Regions from separate parts of the Mus musculus genome. Here region 2 is linked to region 1. A link is a loop called in an ENCODE intact Hi-C map of the cell type or tissue named here. Cell type or tissue: heart. All regions are shown on one strand. Each heading gives the region's core, and the rest is flanking DNA. Links, peaks and the distances in the headings are about the cores only.

What was found. A loop is a pair of places that touch in the nucleus more often than their neighbours do. Peaks named below come from ENCODE experiments on the same cell type or tissue, not always from the same donor. Only the 100,000 strongest peaks of a DNase experiment are listed, where the experiment ranks them.
Region 2: it touches region 1 in a loop (3-fold over the local background); 7 of 42 quality-filtered maps call a loop at or near these places.

The regions. Positions count from the first base shown.
Region 1 is chr8:78,001,515-78,007,822 of GRCm38, reverse strand. No RefSeq gene overlaps it. Among named protein-coding and RNA genes, the nearest start is that of Gm29895, 40 kb to the left of the region's middle. In heart, for the core only: no CTCF peak of the experiment used is centred there; a DNase peak (open chromatin) is centred at 3,442; H3K27ac peaks cover 1,060 bases.
Region 2 is chr8:77,721,490-77,727,797 of GRCm38, reverse strand. Ednra (endothelin receptor type A) reads left to right here and starts at 3,346. Exons shown (of 8, transcript NM_010332.2): 1 at 3,346-3,702. LOC108167319 (a long non-coding RNA gene) reads right to left here and starts at 4,213. Exons shown (of 4, transcript XR_003947564.1): 1 at 4,076-4,213; 2 at 1,267-1,299. In heart, for the core only: a CTCF peak has its summit at 3,280; DNase peaks (open chromatin) are centred at 3,467 and 4,137; H3K4me3 peaks cover 3,428 bases; H3K27ac peaks cover 4,171 bases.

The DNA of each region.
Region 1 (6,308 bases), core at 819-5,818:
GTTCTAGAAACTCTTGTTTAAATTGTTAGCATTTGTTAAAGATGTTTATGAGAATTATTCCATGTAAACTGTTACGTTTACAGTATATTTATATATATAATAACTCTAGCTCTCTGCTAAATCCAATCTATTTTCTTGCAATGGTCAAAATAAGTATTGTTCAAAAGGGGATTGGAGCCAAGTGAATCTGGAGAATCGAGTTGAATGAGCTGGTTTTCTTGGAAGTTGAGTGCTAGAGGGCCATGAATATCTGTCAGGACCCTGTGCTTGCCATGGTGTGTGTGTGTGTGTGTGTGTGTGTGTGTGTGTGTGTGTGTGTGTGTAGGTCAAAGACCTCAGGCACTGGCCTTGCCTCCCACCTTGTTAGCTGCTGTGTAAGCTGGCTACCTTGGGCATCCAGGGGCTTCTTTGTCTCTTCCTCCCCTTTTGCTGCAGAAGTTCTGGGATTAGATGCCCACACCTGGCAGTACAGAGCTCTGAAGATGTAAACTAAGCTCTTTGTGTCTACAGCAAGCATCCCCCACCCCAGTGAGCCTCCCTTCTCCCCAGCCTTGCTGTGTGAATGGTTTGAGGAATGGCCCATGGCATATGGTCAATCCATATTCCTAATTCACACCAGGTATAAGACATAATCTTTGAATCAGGTTGTATGGGTTTCAGTACTCACTCGGCCACTTACTGTGCTGTTGGTCCACATTGCTATGCATTTTTTTTTTTAGTCTGTAAAATGAGATATTGTAAAAATGTTCCTGTAAAAGATGTCAGAATGTCACTGTCAATAAGACAAAATGGCAACCAACAGATTGGGAAAAGATCTTTACCAACTCTACATCTGGTAGAGGACTAATATCCACTATATATAAAGAACTCAGAAAGTTTGACTCCAGAGAACCAAATAACCCTATTTAAAAAAAAATAGGATACAGAGCTAAACAAAGAATTCTCAACTGAGGAATCTCAAATGGCCGAGAAGCACCTAAAAAAAGTCCAACATCCTTAGTCATCAGGGAAATGCAAATCAAAACAACCCTGAGATTCTACCTCCCACCAGTCAGAATGGCTAAGATTGAAAACTCAGGTGACAGCAGATGCTGGCAAAGATGTGGAGGAAGAGGAACTCTCCTCCATTGTTGGTGGGATTGCAAGCTGGTAAAACCACTCTGGAAATCAGTTTGGTGGTTCTTCAGAAAATTGGACATAGTACTACATGAGGACCCATCCTTATTTATAATAGCCAGAAGCTGGAAAGAACCCAGATGTTCTTCAAAAGAGGAATGGATACAGAAAATGTGGTACATTTACACAATAGAGTACTACTCAGCTATTAAGAACAATGAATTTATGAAATTCATAGGCAAATTGATGGAACTAGAAAATATCATCCTGAGTGAGGTAACCCAATCACAAAAGAACACACATGATATGCCCTCACTGATAAGTGGATATTAGCCCAGAAGCTTGGAATACCCAAGATACTATTCACAGACCACATGAATCTCAAGTAGAAGGAATACCAAAGTGTAGATACTTCGGTCCTCCATTTAAGGGGAAACAAAATACCCATGGAAGGAGTTACAGAGACTAAGTGTGGAGCAGAGACTGAAGAAAAGGCCATCCAGAGACTGCCCCACCTGTGATCCATCCCATATACAGTCACCAAACCAGAGACTATTATGGATGCCAACAAGTGCTTGCTGACAGGAGCCTGATAGAGCTGTCTCCTGAGGGGCTCTACCAGTGCCTGACAAATACAGAGGTGGGTGCTCTCAGCCAACTATTGGACTGAGCATAGGATCCCCAATGGAGGAGCTAGAGAAAGGACTCAAGGGGTTTGCAACCCCATAGGAGGAACAACAACAAGAACCAACCAGTACCCCCAGAGCTCCCAGGGACTAAACCACCAACCAAAGATCACACATGGTGGGACTCGTGGCTCTAGCTGCATATGCAGCAGAGGATGGCCTTGTAGGTCATCAATGGGAGGAGAGACCCTTGGTCCTGTGAAGGCTCTATGCCCCAGTGTAGGGGAATGCCAGGGCCAGGAAGCAGGAGTGGGTGGGTTGGTGAGTTGGTAGGGGGTAGGGGATGGGGGGCTTTCACAGGGGAAAACAGGAAAGGGGATAACATTTGACATGTAAATAAAGAAAATATCTAACCAAAAAAAGGAAAAAAAAAAAAGATGTCAGACTGTGCTTAGCACAGTTATTACAAAGTAAACTTTGACTGTTGATTTTTCCAAAGTTTGCTCAATGCTAAGAGCCTCATGCTTATTAAAATCTACCTGTAATTGTCAAAATATTTTAAAATGAAGTATTAATTTTCTTCAGCTATTGTGGAATAGCTGTGCAATAACTATATACACGCAGCAATGATCTCTCACAATATAGAATTGAATTCACATATTATAAGCACAGAGTCCATTTAGCAAGCTTTCAAAGAAATTAATCAGACTTTAGGCGATTGATTTTGAAGCTAATCATAGTAAAATGTAGAGGTTCTCTTGCCAGAAGGCATTAATTCTACCTGTTTGAAGTCAGGTCCAACTGTACACAAGTAGAGGAGGGTTAATGAACTGAGTCTCAAAGGACAAGTTTCCCAACTGGAGGCAATAAGAAACACCGGTGCCCACTTAGTGAGGTGAGATCTGTGTGGGAACAGCAGGAAACGCTGAGCTGTTGCTGAGACCGCCCCAACCGTAACCGCCCCAGCCTACATCACGGCAGGCAAGGAGGCACACAGTTGGGTGAGCTCCATCAGCCTCTCTTCAGCAGCTTCTCCGGCCGTGTCCCTGCTGCACACTCCTGGGCACACTCCTGGGTACGAAGCTTTCGCTTTGCCCTATCCATCCACTCATTCATTTTATCAAAGCCAGAAAACAAAGGAAATTTAACAGAAATAAGCCAACGAACTTCATCGCACCTCATTTTACACAACCATTAAAAACATACAAATATCTCACGTGTGTTCCATGAGCTTCGTGTGAACTCACAATAGGATTGATTCCCCACGTCATATTGATAAAGCAGTGTACCCCAGAACCACTTCTCAGGATTTTAGTTTTTAGAACATAACTAACTACATTTTGTATGTTATCATTTTTGAAACCAAGGAATATTTCATTTAAAGATGTTTAGACCCACTAAGGTCTCCTAAGATTTAGTGGTCTATTGTTTTCTGAAGTCTCTGGATTACATCATTAGGCAGTGGTAGTCCTGGGCAGGGTGCTTTGGAGGAAAGCATATTTTGAGAGTATTGTCTTTAGATCATTTATTTAAATTGGTGTATTTTTGGAAGCGGAGACATAAACTAACTCCTTGGTAAAGAAGAAGAAGGCTGTCTTGACAGACATAAGGGGAATCATCTGATGTGTCAAAAGAGTTTTCAAACCGTTGGGTGCTCATCCCTTCGGATCTGAAGCTGGCTGCTGTTTCCTGGGTTCAGACTTGAGGGACCTGGCTTGCAACTACAGCGCACAGCCACTAGAGGTCAGAGTTTTACATCGTCCTGAATAGACGACAAGAGTCTGAGACAATGGTATTTCCTTCCTCACATACTCTAATGTCCTTGATTAAAAAAGAGAAGAAAACCGAGAAAAGTGAGATCACTGTCGTAAGAAGAGGGCTGTCGGCACTCAGAAGGAATAAAAACAAAGAGCTGAAAACATTTTGCAAATGTGGAGAGAAAACAAAAAGCATACAGATCAGTCTGATGACCAAGGTTGTATTGCTATATCCATCTCCTCCAAGGAGACAAAGGTGTGCTAAAAACAACAACTACAGCATCAGTGATGGTGACAACAACAGCAGGGACCAACTTGTACTGAATACACATTACATATTACTAAAAACACATCTCAGAGATGAAAAAAGCAAGCACTGAGTTCCGGGACAGCTTTTAGGGGCCTGAACAATGTTTGCACCCTCTGTAACCACAATCTCACATTTGAGGGTTTTGCCTGCCCTGCACCCAAAAACCATCAAGTACAGAGCCAAGGGAAGAGCTGTTGATATGAAGATGTCACATGGCTCAGGGAAGGAGCTGTTGACATGAAGATGTCACATGGCTCACAGAATTCGTCACAGCAGCAGGATTTAGAAGCAAAGTAACTGCTTAATATTAAGATTACAAAACAAAATCGCAAATGACATAGTCACTATTTTCAGAATTATAAAGAAAGAAAAGGGAATTGAGGAAATATATTTCTAGCATCAGTGGAACTGTGTAAACTACATAAAATGTGTGCTTGTATGAATGAGTAATAAAAGGAGTCTGAGAAAAGAATGGCATTCACGCTAGGATTATATGGATCATATAGAAAAATACGGCCCTAGAAAAGCATGTTTAAATCATTGGCAAAGATATAGTGTAAAGTTCCAGGGAGTTCGGAGTTTACACAAGCTCAACTGGACCCGCTAGTGAGCAGACATCTGCCATTGTCTGCCAACTGCTCCCAGACCTTCCGACTGGACATATTTACTCTGGTCAACTGTGTCCCTTAATATGCCACAGATTCATCAATAATAGTCACTGTTCTTCTCAGTAGCAATAACAACACATCCAATACGTGCAGTTTAAAAAAAATTGATCAGCTGGGCTGGAGAGATGGCTCAGCCGTTAAGAGCACTGACTGCTCTTCCAGAGGTCCTGAGTTCAAATCCCAGCAACCACATGGTGGCTCACAACCATCTGTAATGAGATCTGACACCCTCTTCTGGTGTGTCTGAAGACAGCTACAGTGTACTTACATATAATAATAATAAATAAATCTTTGGGCTGGACAGAGTGGGACTGGAGCAAGCAGAGGCCCTGAGTTCAATTCCCAGTAACCACATGTAGGCTACAGTATACTCATTTACATAAAATAAATAAATAAATCTTAAAAAAATTGTCAGCTACTTCAAGTCTAGTTTCTGGAAATACAGTGTCATTTAGAGTCATGCGATACTTCCAACAGAACGGTAACCCAAAAGAGAACAGAAAGGAAAATTCAAATGGATCCGGACTTTGGCGAGCATCGAGGCCAGCTGAACTGCCAACAGAGCACAGGCTCGCTGAAATGAACCCTTTTACACCTCTAAGCACAAAGTCACAGAACACGGGAAGGCCAGGCATCTCAGGAACCATTCTTAAAGAGAGATGTCAGGTTCCCACAAGCCATCATGGGTCACTTATCTGCGTTTGAGCTTCTTTTTCTACCCAGCAGCTTTGTGGTTTCTAAACCTCAGATGGTAATTGCTCATGGAGAAATACCCAGATTCGTGGCTTGGTCCACAGAAAAGCTGAATGGATGCAATGCCCCCTCCCACCCACCCCCATCTCACCCCCATTTTTCTAAACTTCTTAGCAGTATCACTTTTTGAGTGCAAAGCTGGTGGTGCAGAAAACTGTGCCCCATCTTTAAAACTCTTCCCTTTGGCTACACACAGGTGTGCCTTTCCCCAGCCAGGGCATGTTCCTTTAAGGGGTTACCCACTACCAGAAAAGAAGGAGCCAGCTAATCCATGCAGCATTCAGCTGCTAGGCAAACCTCACAGCTGTCTTGCTTCAAACCTCCTCCCTCACTGCCCACACTGAAAACATGCAAGTTAAAGAGCGGTTTAAATTAGCATTCTTTAAAGCACCCTTTCGTTACCATATGATGCCAGGGAATCTATTACAGAAAGGCATTCCTAGCACCAGGAACGGACTGGAGCAGAAGAAAATGTAACAATGGCATTCCTGTGTGGCTGAGTAAGGCAGGCAGAGGTTTTGTTCAGAGCAGATGTCAGAGACCTGTAAACCCTAGACAAACAGTGATAAAGACGGATCTTAAGAACACAACCCACTCCAACAGACTCTGACACGTAAGAACAACAGTCCAACACATACAGCACAGGACAGCAGCAGTCCGGCACAAACCAAGTGAGCACCAGGGATCTCCTCTGAGAGTGCAGACTGTCATCCATAGAACAGTGCTGAGCACTGTTCTAGGTACTCGGGACACATCTGTAAATGAAGTAGACAGAAGGTCTGCTCATCTGGAGCTCACATTCTGTCAGGAACTCTGACAGAATGCACGCAGGAGGAATTCAGAGCAGATTGGGATACAACCTGTTTTCTTATTTACATGTCAAGGCATTGCTATGCAACAAGATGTGGGATGTCACAGCAACACTCCAAATCTCACTCACACATTCTCTACCACTCTTCTATTTCTCTGTGTGATTATGCATGCATAAATATATGTTAAATTATCAATCTACAGGTTTGACCACTTGACCAATACTTCATTTATCTTTTTGTTTGTGTGGATATAGGACTTATGTAAC
Region 2 (6,308 bases), core at 895-5,894, 280 kb after region 1:
TTGTGGTTCCTGAAACCTTCCTGTTCTCCTTCCTCTGGGAAAAAAAAAAAAGAAAAGAAAAGAACAATGCATACTTTATTGTCAGAAAATGCTGAGACACTGGTGTTTTACTGTGGGCTGAGTTTGACGTTTGACGATCCTGGAAGTTTAGCAACTGTGAGATGGATTCGCAGGTCTGAACTATGAAGTAAACTTACGTGAATATGTGCCGTAGGAAGCAGGAGTGGTTGGTTCGTAAGTACTGTCTTGAGTACATCTTAATCTATGGTTGTTTATCAAATCAATACTATTCTCTGCCAGACAAAGTCACTAAAAGTGCCAAGACAGAAATGCTCACTGAGCAAGCTGGTGGAGGCAGAAGGAAAGTAAGTTTCCCTGAAGTCTAGAAAACCATCAAGCCTAAATGTTCCTTTCAGGGAAAACAAACAACTTTTGAAAGTCAAGCTTAGAAAACTTGGAAAGAAATATCCTGACTCCCCTTAGGTACTACCAGAAACTCAACAGAGAGCACAGAGGCGGAGGCAGAGAGAGTCTTGCTACAGGGAAGGGAAAGCTGAAACAGACGCTAACGTCACCAAGAGATTGATTGGAGTTCACTGCAGTCATTGCCCTCAAAGTAAAACAGAGAAAAGAAGCTAAATTCACAGCCACAAAGAGAGTCTACAGGATCTCACCTCCAATGAGGCAGGGCTAAGCTTCCTAGCTACAGGTCTGTCTGAAGGCTTCCATAAGCACGTTTATTGGATATGAAGTCTTTCTTAGTTAATTTACTTTATAGATAAACAGAACACACAGCAATGTGGGTTTTTATCTCAACATGAAGATTTGTTTCCTCCTGGCAAACCAGGCATAGTATAAATGTGTGGCTTTAACCTTTTCCAGTGCACAGTACATGAGCACTAAGTATGTCACCATTGTTGTGCAGCTCCCACCACGGAATCACAGAGCCTCAGTATCACCCAAAGTAAACCTCTCAAACGCATGAAACAGTGAAACACATATGTGAAACACAGTGAAACGCATGAAACAGTGAAACACATGTGAAACACAGTGAAACGCATGAAACAGTGAAACACATGTGAAACACATGAAACAGTGAAATACATGTGAAACACATGAAACAGTGAAACACATGTGAAACACAGTGAAACGCATGAAACAGTGAAACACAGTGAAACGCATGAAACAGTGAAACACATGTGAAACACAGTGAAACGCATGAAACAGTGAGCCCCCTTCTCCAAGCCCCAGGAGTCACCAGCTTACCTTCTCTGTGGTTTTGACTATTCTAGGTCCTTTCTGTAAATGTGATCACGGCGTTAATTGAAACAAGCAAACAACAACAGAACAGCACAGAAACACATTCGAAATGGACTCACTCAAGCTGAAGTCCATGTCATTAAGAAGAAACTAAGCTGTCATCTGACCTTTGGGGGAATCAGTTAAACATCAAGGGTTTGGAAGATAACTCAGTGGGTGAAGGCGTTTGCACTGAAGCCTCACACTCAACTTCCCAAGGTCATCTTTCACCATCACACATACTCACACACATACACACACTCACACACACATACACACACTCAAACACACACACACTCACGTACAAATAAGCACATTTCCCAAATATGCCAGTTAGCTGGAATTCTTTCTCTCTGAATATTTAACACAAACACTAACCTGAAGTAACTTGATGCTAAACAAGCAGGCACCTTCCTGCTGATGTGTCTCTTGGGCCCAACCTTAGAAAAAACACAGACCAACATCCATTCTGTTTCTGTGTTCTTCAGCCTCACTCTGTCTACAACACCAACCTTGTTGCCCATTTTATACACATATTCAGGACTGGAATTGCTAGACCCTTGGTAATTTTAGTCATAATTATTTGAGGAGCACCATTGGGCTCCCACTGCTGTTGCCTCAGTAGTCAGGAGTTTGCCTCTCAGCACCCCTGACAATCCAGTTTATTTTCTAGTTTCATTTGTGTTTAAATAGTGACTGTCCTAAGGGATGTGAAAGAGAAATTTTTAATGCTTAATCCATACCACAGTGGGATCAGCAAAAGGTAGGGGGTCCTGGGGGTGCTGTTACAAAGACTAGCCTGACAGACATGTTCAGTTACACAGATGGTGCACTGTCCACGTGCCTAGTCACGGGGTGAGAGGGCCTGGGATCCAGAACATTTCACATACCAAGTTATGAACAGTCTTCTGGAAGAAGGCAATAACTTTTCTTCCTGGAAAATAATGTCAGCCTGCCAAGCTGTCGCCACAAAAGCGTACCCCTTCAGAGCTGACTGAGACAATTTTTGTGGATCCTTCCTAGAGAAACGCTAGATAAACACTAGATTAGTGGACAGGGTAATGCCTGCTCCAACAGTCCCAGAAGAATATTAAAATCCTTTCCACCGAGGTGTTCTGCTGATGGCTGTGACAGTTTTACAAAATGACCCCTGTCAAGTAGGGTCTCTGTGCCCTCACCCTTTAATCTGGAATTGGTGACTGACAGAATTAAGCAGAAGCCCCTTTGTGTCACTATCTGGACCTGGGCCTTAAGTAGGTGGCAGTTTCTATGTCCTTTCTCTTGGGATATTTGTTCTTGGAATCTAGCCACCACACTATGAGGAAGCTGTTGCTAAAATTCTTTCCCAGGGGCTAGATATAAGTCCTGTCTCTCCCTTCTCCTAGAGGTCCTAGAACAAACTGAGGTCCAATTCCACTATAGATACGGTAGGGAACCAATGAGGTCCTAGGGCATCCGTACAGCCAAGCCTTCTTCCCCAGGAGCCCTGATGTTTGGCCCTTATCTCTCCTCCCACTCCCCATCTTATCGTGACTTGACACACTCTGTGATAAAGACACTGCCTTCTGAAGGGTCTCCCCATTCATTGTCAGACATGATCATTTCTCTGAGCACACCCTAGACCCTTCCACAGACTCCCCAGCTCCCTTTTGCCTTGGGCTAAGGCTTAGTGGTCTTGCAGGTCAAATTTGAGCCAAAGACATGCTGTCCACCTGGGTTCCATAACTTCCTCTAAGGTGAGGAGTGCTAACAAGCTAAGCAAAGTTGACAGGAGACACAGCCCAAATTCCCTGGCTTCCCCTGCTGATCAAACTCTCCCGTACTCACGGGCTCAAGTGCCTCGAGTTTCTTCCTAAAACAGGGCACAACCTTGAGTCTGGTCTGTTGCTCTCTACTTTCAATCCTACCCATCCTAGACTAACCAACTTCTCAGGAAGGAAATAGTTAAAGATCCCTGCCCTTCAGGGCCTGGCGGGGGCAGCAGCTTTGCAGCTTGGTGGCTGCTCCCTGGAGGGCAGGCGGGATAGCGCTCTTGCAGTTAGGTCCCAGAGTAGAGAGGAAGGTCTAGGAGCCTGTGGAGTCTAAGGAAGATCGCGGGAGGCGTGTTCCTCCGGAGTTTGCTTTTCCTTGGGAGCCTCGCGCGCACACCCATCCCTTCTAGTCTGGCAACTGTGTCTAGGAGGTGGGGAGCCTCTCTCTGATCCACCGGACCATCGCTGGAGCTTGCAGGCTGAGCAAGATCTCCCCCTAGAGAAGCCTGGCTGTCCGGGGAAGTTTCCCCGAGCTGAGACTGTGCTGCAGCCCTGGTCACCCGCCACCCTGCGCGCCACCCTCGTTCTCCAGCTCAGGCTCCGGCTGGCCCGTGCGCGGACCTGGAGCTGTCTGCTTCCGAGGAGCTCTAAGGTCGGTGCAAGTCTTTCTTTTTGGAACCAGGGCTGGAACTAGGGATAGGGTCGCTGCCGGGGCAATCTGCTGGGAGGAGCAGGGGTGTCTCGCAGCTCCAGGGAAACGCAACAGACCGGCCTGGCACTTACCTCCCGGGACGCCCAGTGTGGGGCGCTTTCCTGGGAGACGAACACTGGGGGGAGTGGGGGTGGACACCGGACAAGACCATTGAGCTTTGTCTCGGATTTTTAGGAAAGGGGAGCCGGGAGTGGGAGGATCTTTTTCTCCACACAAGCTTTCAGGCGCATCAAGGCCCAGGGCGCTTGCTCCAAAGCCTCCTGGTGAAGTTGGTCTCTTCCTATCCTGCACCCTGAGTGCCAAGGACACTTACTGTGAAGAACCAACCTCTGTGGAGCCCTCCTCACACCACGATGGCAGCTGGGGTTGGAAATCTGCCTGCTGGTGGAGGTCTGGGCGATTTGCTCAGTGCTGTCCTGTCCTTTAAAGGGCACTTCTTGTCTTTCATGTGCAGAACCCTGGAACTGTTTGTAGATAAGCCACCTCTGATTACACCACCCTTAGTGGCCTCACCCCAGCAGACCTGGGGCGAAAGCATATGAAAGTCAGAGGATGTGTCCAAGGAGAGTGGATAATTTGTCTTCTCCAGAGAACAAAACCACAGAGAACTTGAAAAAAAAAAAGTTCTTGGTTTAATTTTTTTTTTCTTCTTGTAGTTGTTTCTGATTCCCACACAGCCATCAACTCATCTGTTTTTAAAGATTGGCTATGAAACACCTTGGCAACCATACCATGTAAATTACCTGCCCTAAGTATGTGTGCGGTTTGGGCGCCGTTGGATTTTCCAAATTACTAATGGCAAGTGGACATTTGCTCTGAGAATCTGATGTATTAACTAGGGAAAGCACTAAGGGGTCAGCTTTTGTATGCCACCAAACTCTAGACCCACAAAAGGAAAGATGCTGACTCCATAGACATGTCCTTCTGGTCTGAATGTGAGTTGCTTCTCTAGAGCTCTGGCTCTAGAGCCAGATGCCCGGCAAAGCTTGACTGAAATATACCAAAATGAGCTACAGATCCGTCCTTGGGAAAGCATGGATTCGAAAGAGGTTTCTTTTATTTGGTTTTGTGTTTTTCACTCTGTAACAATATGGCATCCACATGTTTTTGACAGATGTCCCTTAGATGTGGTGAGCTGACAAGAGGTGTCAAGAGAAATGAGTTCTTGGTAGTGTCTTTGCTGGAGGGAAGCAAGGAAGGAAGGAAAGGAAGGAAGGAAGAAAGGGAGGGAGGGAGGGAAGGAGGGAGGAAGGAAGGAGGGAGGGAGGGAGGGAGGGAGGGAGGGAGGGAGGGAGGGAGGGAGGGAGGGAGGGAGGGAGGGAGGGAGGAAGGAAGGAAGGAAAGAGGTTTTACTGGCAGCTGGCTCACACCCTGATAGGAAGCCATGACTGTAGCTTTCTCAGTACCTGTGGCAATGAGGACCACTGAGCTCTACGTGAGCTGTGCAGTGCCTGTGACACCCAAATGGCTCATGAACTCCCCTCCTGGATGATTCTAATAGACCATGAAGCCATTTTGTTTATGGGAAAGACCTCTGTCTCTCATTTTTAAGATAACTATTACTAAATATTCCATTCCCATTGGGAAACCAGGAACCATAAATCATAAAGCAATCAAGGAATTGAAAGACTTGTGCCTCCCCTCACTATCCTGAGAGGGAGGCAGATCGTAAAAAGCTTTGTACTTGGCATTCTGGTCTACATGTGGGAAATGGAAAGATGATATTTGTAGACCTACTAATAATTCAGCCAGTTATTCCGGACTATTAGAGACGGGAGAGAAAATCTGTAACCACTTACAATTAAGGGTGAGCAGAAGTGACAGAAGTAAATGGCAGGCCCATCACTTTGAAATCACAGCAGCGGGTGAACACCTATAGCCCAGCCGTGAGACAGGATGACATCCAGCAGCCTTTTGGCTGTGAAAACACAGTCACTTCACTCATTCAAGACTCCTGATGTGTTACAGATGTTGTTCTGTCTGTATAAATTGTGATGCCCAAGTCAAGAACCAGTTGGTGCCTGTGAGATGCGATGTATATTGCTGTTTGGCAAGGCAAAAGCATGTGGGACTGACAGCAGGTGTTCCCCTATACTTCTTATAGCATGTCAGCATCTCTTATTTGGTACACTTATATTAAGCCTAAACTTAATAATGTCCCATGACAACTGTCAAAAATCCCTAAATGTGGTCACCCTTGAGCAGACTCAAAAAGATTGAGTCTTAAAATTTAGGATTAGGTGTATACGCCATAGATACACAGACCACTGCCCATAAATGAAGTTACTGTCCTCATTTACAGATTAATGAAAGAAAAGTACAAAATACCCAAAGGGGAGGAGCAATTGACTTTTGGTTGCTATTTTCTCAGCACCAGCCTTCCTTTTGTTTTCTAAGTGTCTTAAAGTATAAGAGGAGAAATCTAGATTTACTGAGCACCAGGGACCACCCGCCCTTTGAAGGCGATATAACATAAGAACTCTTTGATAATACCTGAACACTCCTTCCAATGTTCTGCTGCGTCATCCAAATTCTGGAGACATCTT